Regions from separate parts of the Homo sapiens genome. Here region 1 is linked to region 2. Evidence: chromatin contacts called from ENCODE Hi-C or POLR2A ChIA-PET data. All regions are on one chromosome and are shown on one strand. The core of a region is the stretch at or near the end of the contact, and the rest is flanking DNA. Distances in the headings are between cores, read along the strand shown.

Evidence for each region. A loop is a pair of places that touch in the nucleus more often than their neighbours do. ChIA-PET counts read pairs that join two places held with the same protein, here RNA polymerase II (POLR2A).
Region 1: a loop to region 2 is called in a map of posterior vena cava, with 4 times the contacts of the local background. The contact joins the promoter of LIF-AS2 here to the enhancer-like site in region 2. A Hi-C loop is called at or near these places in 1 of 168 maps with a recorded cell type or tissue (posterior vena cava). POLR2A ChIA-PET finds 5 or more read pairs at or near these places in 2 of 52 experiments (HepG2 and WTC11).

Annotation. Positions count from the first base shown.
Region 1 is chr22:30,244,091-30,247,510 of GRCh38, reverse strand. LIF-AS2 (LIF antisense RNA 2) reads right to left here and starts at 1,301. Exons shown (of 1, transcript NR_148946.1): 1 at 518-1,301. LIF (LIF interleukin 6 family cytokine) reads left to right here and starts at 752. Exons shown (of 3, transcript NM_002309.5): 1 at 752-834; 2 at 2,578-2,756. The coding sequence starts at 816. RefSeq lists an enhancer at 2,302-2,802.
Region 2 is chr22:29,812,198-29,815,664 of GRCh38, reverse strand. ASCC2 (activating signal cointegrator 1 complex subunit 2) reads left to right here. Exons shown (of 20, transcript NM_032204.5): 7 at 898-1,008; 8 at 2,123-2,235. Among named protein-coding and RNA genes, the nearest start is that of ASCC2, 24 kb to the left of the region's middle. Within about 2 kb of position 1,509, at least 7 of the 41 ENCODE cell types and tissues checked have a DNase peak (open chromatin) inside an H3K27ac peak, as active enhancers do.

The DNA.
Region 1 (3,420 bases), core at 52-2,551, 430 kb before region 2:
TGAGTCAGTCACCCCTACCCCCATGTCTTCCTAGCCCCTTCCCCAGCCTCACAGGTACAGTGGTCAGCAGGGCGAGTGCACTGGTGGTGTCTGGAGGCCTGACCCTCTGGGGCCCTGGGCAACGTGTTCCCCTCGGAGCCCCTTGGGGCCCAGTGGCAATGTGCAGATTGGAGGAGGCTACCTCTGGGGTGGCTTCCAGCGCCCATGTTCAGTTCCACTTTATGACCGTCTAAAGTCCACGCCGGCCCCGGCCCCTCCTCCTGGAGCCTCCTTCTCAGCCAAGCCCTAGCCCTCCTCCTCCCACTGCCCCCCTAAAGCCCCCCAACCAGGGGGCACAGGGGCCAGTCTCCATCTGCTAGTCCAGACTCGCTACCTCCCCAAACCCAGGTGAGTCAGGGCCGTCTGGGGCGCCCACTGCTGGGACCCCTGCTGACTCGGCCAGGGGCCCCCTCCTGGCGATGCCCATCTTCAGACAACTCCCGGGACAAGCCAGGCAGGAAAACCACAGGGCGTTTTGTCGAAGGCTTCATTATAATTTTATCAATCAAATTCTTAGAAGAGGGAAAAAGTCTGTTCTCCCCACCCTCCCCCCTCACTCGTCCCCCCCCTTCACTCTCACTTTCTTCCATTCATAATTTCCTATGATGCACCTCAAACAACTTCCTGGACTGGGGATCCCGGCTAAATATAGCTGTTTCTGTCTTACAACACAGGCTCCAGTATATAAATCAGGCAAATTCCCCATTTGAGCATGAACCTCTGAAAACTGCCGGCATCTGAGGTTTCCTCCAAGGCCCTCTGAAGTGCAGCCCATAATGAAGGTCTTGGCGGCAGGTAAATACACCCGCCCCGCGCCGGCTTCGCGTCCCCGCTGCGGGGCGCGGCGGCAACTTGGGGCGCTTGGCAGCGCGAGCCGGACGCCCACCCGCCGCAGACACACGAACACTTGGGGCGCCCGCGCAGCCACCGGAGGCGCTGGGTGGCGGCCCGGAGCGAGCGCGGGCACATGGTCCCAAGCACCGCACGCCCCGCGGCAGGTTGGCGGCGAGGGAGGGGGCGCCGAGCCTTCCTCCTCCTCCTCTTCTTCCCCCTCTCCTTCTCCTCCTCCTCCTCCTCGCTCCGGACACTCGCTGGCTGCTCTTCCCTCTGCGCTTTCTCCCAGATTCACTCTCCCTCTCTCTTTTTCTTTTCTTTCTTTCTTTCCGCTTTCTCCTTTCCAACCGCGGTCCCGGGCTGCTCCCAGGGAGGGGCGCGGGCGGCGAGCAGCTTGCAAACTCCGGCCTGGGACGGGAGCAGGTGCCGCCTCCATCTGCTGGTGTCTGGAAGCGTGTGGTCTGCGCTAGGTGAGATATAGGGGTGTGGCCCCCCTCCCGCAGCCACCCCGGGGCCTCAGCACTGCCTTGGGATGCTGGGACGAACAGGGGACCCAGGAGAAGTGAACTTGAGGAGGCCCCTGTCCCCGCTGTTCCAGCATGGGGGATCCGGGGGAGGTCTCCAGCCTCACTCGCCCGCTGACCCCGGCCCCCACCATCTTCAGGTGCCCTTCTGCAGAGCCCTGGAAAAGCGTCTAAGGGGGCCTGGGGGGAGTCGGGAGAACAGGCCCCCCTGGGGGAGGGGCAAACCAGGACATGTCGGGACAGCTCCCAGCTCTCCTGTCACCTTTCACTTTCCTTCCTCCCCGCCCACCCGACTGCCTATGACCTTTTGCCTTTTCTCTCTCCTGGTGCACCATTTCCTCTCCCTCCCTGAGCCGGTGTGTGTGTGTTAGGAGGGAGGGGAACCCCTGGGACAAGGGACAGCGGATGAGTCGGGAGAAGGCATGGAGTCAGGGGCTGTCCGGAGCTGGGGGAACAGAGAGTTTTGAATGATGATTTGGGGATGGAGAGTGGGGACAGCCAGGCAGAAATGGGGTGAGCTTGAGTGAGATAGGGGACACTAGGGAAGGAAGAGATAGAGGATGATGGGGGCGGGGGCAGAATTGGGGGCAATTGGCCCAGGGAGCCAGAATCAAGTGGCAGGTTTGGGAGGGAGATGAGGGTCAACCGAGGACTCCTCCCCACTCCCCCATGCCCCGTGGCCCCCATGGGTGCCTGGCTTCGGAGATTTGGGCTGCAATGGGCCAGTGAGTGGGAAGCGCTGCTGAGGAACCTGGGCCACCACGGGAGGTGGGAAGAGAGGGGTCTCCTTTCTCCTGGTGCCTGCTGGGCCTGGGGCCTGGTGCCTTCCAGCCAGAGGGCCAGGGGGCCTTAGGACCTTTGCCTTCCTGAGGGAAAGGGTGGGATGGCTGGGAGTCTCTCCTGGACCCTGCACCCTTTGGGTGGAAATGGCTTGTGTCTTGCCCTCATCTTTACGTCATCCCAGAAGAGAGCAGGGAGAACTAAGGTAGAGAAAGGGAGACAGAGAAACACACGCAGTGACAGAGTGAAGACTAGGCCCCAGGAAGACAGCTGCAGGTGGTGAGGGGGAACCAGGAGTCCTCTCCCATGCGGCCATTGTTGGACCCCCATCCGGTGTGCCATGACCCCAGGCCACCCTTTCCTGCCTTTCTACTCATGGCTTCTTCCTGACTGTCCCCAGGAGTTGTGCCCCTGCTGTTGGTTCTGCACTGGAAACATGGGGCGGGGAGCCCCCTCCCCATCACCCCTGTCAACGCCACCTGTGCCATACGCCACCCATGTCACAACAACCTCATGAACCAGATCAGGAGCCAACTGGCACAGCTCAATGGCAGTGCCAATGCCCTCTTTATTCTCTATGTAAGTTACCCCTGGGATACTGACAGGAGATGGCAGGGAGGGGGCTTGTAAATATCATTAGGGGCTGTCCTGATCTGGGTTGAGGGGACCTTTTGGGGCTGGAAGGAGAGAATGGGGAGAGGGCTTGATTAAACCACCCCCAGACTCCCGCCACTTCCTGCCCAAGCTTCCCCAGGGAAGCTTCCCCAGGGTGCCCAGTTAGCAAGGGGAGAACTGAGTGCAAAGGTGGGGACCTGGCACTTCTTATCTTGTGATTGTCCTGCTGCAGGGAGCGAGGGATGGAGGGGAAATGGGCGTGAGGCACCAGGGAGATGCGGTTGAGAGGCAGTGGGCTGTGGGTGCTGGGCATGGAGGGGCGTCCCGGAACATTGTGAGTGCAGGGATGGAAGTACTTGTGTGTGGTGCCCCAGCTAGGGCTAGACACCGAGTTTTCCCTTCTGTCCCCTTAGGGTGGTGATGATGATGATGATGATAATGATGACTGCGTGCATGGCTCAGTCTTTGATCTTTAGCAAGGGCACTCACATTACAATTAGTTTTGGCTCTCATGACAATTCCAGATGCTTACAGGGCAAGGAGTTGGGTCCTCATGCGCTAGATGGGGAAACAGACGCAAGAGCTTGCCCAAAGGGTTGGCGGCAGGGCTGGGACACTGACCCCTGAC
Region 2 (3,467 bases), core at 260-2,759:
AATTATTTCATGAAATAATGTTCATTGTAGAAAATTCGGAAAATAAAAAATGAAAGAGGAACATTATCATTCCCTCATAATCCCACCACCAAGAGATATCTACTGTTCACAGTAAGTTTTGGAATCCTTACATGCTAGCCTTCTTAAAATGGCACAGTCAGTTCAGTGCCTACGATGGACCGTTTTCCTCTCACTGTTGATTTGTCTTATTTTCAATGTAGTTTCCATAAATAGCCATCTACAGGGGTTCTAAAGATTTGTTATACATTGCTAAAGTATATCTTAAATGTTCATTATACTTGCCTGGCCTATGCGGTCAGATAATATCTACAGGATTCTGGGAGGATTTTCTTTTTTCTTTTTTTTTTAAGACAGGGTCCTGCTCTGTCACCGAGGCTAGAGTGCAGTGGCACAATCATAGCTCACTGCAGCCTTGAACTCCTGGGCTCAGTTGATCCTCCCACCTCAGCCTCTCAAGTAGCTGGGATTACAGGTACACACCATCTTGCCCAGCTAATTTAAAAAAAATTTTGTGGAGATGGGGGTCTCACCATGTTGCCCAGGCTGGTCTTGAACTTCCGGCCTCAAATGATCCCCTATCCTTGGCCTCCCAAAGTTTGGGGATACAGGAGTGAGCCACCACACCTGGCCCCAGGTTGTCTTTTTAATCCTCTTCGCCCTCCTTTAAGAAGGATGCTCCCATCATCCCCATCTTACATAGTTTTTACTCTGACCTCACTCTTGGAGAAGGTAATTGTCTCAGCTTATATCCTGGAAACATGGGTAAATATTCTAGAAACTCCAAGGCAGTTTTCAGATCACCTGACCCTGGCTGCTGCCAGGGGTCCTAGCCCTGGTTCAGTATGATGTGAGAGAGCCCGTTCTTGTCTTTCACAGGTCTTCAGCAATATCCTCCAGCACTGTGGTTTGCAAGGGGACGGGGCCAATACCACACCCCAGAAGCTTGAGGAGAGGGGCCGATTGACCCCCAGTGACATGCCTCTCCTGGTAAGGTTGCCCTTCGGCCCAGTCTCTTTCCTGCCGGGTCCCTCCAACCAGGGCCTAGCTACCCAGAGGCTGGGAAGATTGCCCCAGTAGAGGACCCAGTGGCCTCTTCCCTGCCCAGGGCCCCTTCCTCCAGCACAGTGAGCAACTATTATGTCCCATCACACAGGTTTAGAGCATTTTCAGCTGGCTTGGATTTCTCTCTGGGAGCTTCATTTATAGAGTAGTGGAAAGAACTGGGGAATAAGGATTCAGAGTCCTCATTTATTTCAGTTTGACATGTTCACTTGTGCGTTATTCATTGAGCCATTTATTCAGTGGACTTATATTGAGGAGTCCTGAGCATGTGCCAGACCCTGTGCTATGCCTGGAGGCAAAGCAGTAAACAAAAGCAGACTGGCCCCTGCGCTCATGGAATTTAGAGTTGACAAGGGTGACAGATAGAAGGCAAACATTCAGGAAGCCTCAACATGTGTCAGGTGCTGCCCTAGCCCTGGAGATAGAACAGGAACAAGGCAGCTATGAGCTGTCCTCCTGGAGATGGTGATCTCATTTCAGAAGGGCACGTGGCAGGTGCTGTGGGAGCAAATCATTTTACCTCTCGGAACCTCGGTTTCCTTTTCTGTAAAATAAAGATCCTCAATAGCTTCCCAGCCTACTTTTCAGAGTTGTCATGAGAACCAGGAAAGTGTGTAAGAAACTTAGAAGAAAGTGTTTTGTATACCCTCTTCAAGATGTGAAAAACCTATGGACTTAATATTCTTGTCCTGCCTCGGATGTTCCTTCTTTGCATGATGTCTTCAGATTCAAGAGTTGGTTTTCCTTTAGCTTAGAAGAGGGAACTGTATTATCTTAGAACTGGAAGTAACCCTAGCGGTGATTGGGTGTAAGGCCATTGGAGTAATGACCTGAGGCTTAGAGAGGTTAGGTGACTCACCCAGATCGTGCTCCTGAAGATGGACTAGCCAGACTTTGCCTGGGACCTCCAGTGTTCTTTTCCTCCTGTGTAACATCCTGCCTGTTTGGGACCCTGACTGTTTTAATGTTGTCTCAGGTGCTCTGCAGATCTGTATGTGTGGACAGAGGAGAATAATGCAGTGTATTCTTTTGGCAACAGGAATTAAAGGACATTGTTCTCTACCTTTGTGATACCTGCACCACACTTTGGGCCTTTCTGGATATCTTCCCTTTGGCTTGCCAGACCTTCCAGAAGCACGACTTTTGTTACAGGTAAGGCGGTAGTTCTGGCTGTTGAAATAGAGATACTGGCTTATGTACTAATTTAACAAATATTTACTCATTTAACAAATATTTACTGGGTGCTTAGAATGTACCAGTCCCTCTTCCAGCCTGGGGATGCAGCAGTGAAAACGACAGATAAGCCTCCTGCTTGTGTGGCGCCTGCATTTTAGAAGCACTCCTGTTTTTGGCCAAGACCAGGATAGGGCAGGGAAAAAAAATACACACACACATACAATGGGCTGGGCGCGTTGGCTCATGCCTGTCATCCTAGCACTTTGGGAGGCCGAGGCGGGTGGATCACCTGAGGTCAGGAGTTCAAGACCAGCCTGACCAATATGGTGACACCCCATCTCTACTAAAAATACAAAAATTACTGGGCATGGCAGCATGCACCTGTATTCCCAGCTACTGAGGAGGCTGAAACAGGAGAATCACTTGAACCCAGGTGGCGGAGGTTGCAGTGAGCTGAGATCGCGCCACTGCACTCCACCCTGGGTGACAGAGCAAGACTCCATCTAAAAAAAAAAAAAACGCACAACCAAGAATAGTTTCAGTTCAATAGAGTAGCCTGGGGGGAACACACACTAGGAAACAACAGGAGTGCTCCAACATGGAGCTGTGAGATCACCCTTGAAGGATGTCTTGAAGGAACAGGTATCTTCCAGACAAAGAAAAGTTCCCATAGCAGGAAGGGCATCCTAGGCAGGTGAAGTGAAGCATGCAGAGGCCCAGAGAGAGAGCTGGGGAGTGAAGTGTGACATGAGGCAGAGGGTGGGGACACACAGAACAGCAGGAAAACAAGCCAGTAACAAGAGCCCACTTTGGGTAAGTCAGTAGAAGTCAGATCGTGGGGAGCCTGGGATGTGCTGGCAGGGCCTTTATGCTGTAGGCAGTGGGGAGCCCCTGGAGGCTTTTATCCAAAGGAGCTGTTAGAAAGATCCTGGTGGGAGGGAGACAGATATGAAAGAGAATATGAGCCAGGGAGGCAGACCCACTTTGCCCTCTTAGCACCAAGAGTATCTGTTGCTTGTGCAGTAAGAAAGGGGTGGGTGTGGGCATTCCAGGCCAGGGTGAAAGGGTTGGCAACCTGCGTATTGCCTGGCAGTTGTGGGCACAGGCCTCTTCCTAGTGGCCTCTGATTGTCACTCTAGCAAGACGTTTCTCCCCACCATTTGTAGCAGCTTCTGGGAGCTGCCCAACTCCATCCATTCAGCTGCCTG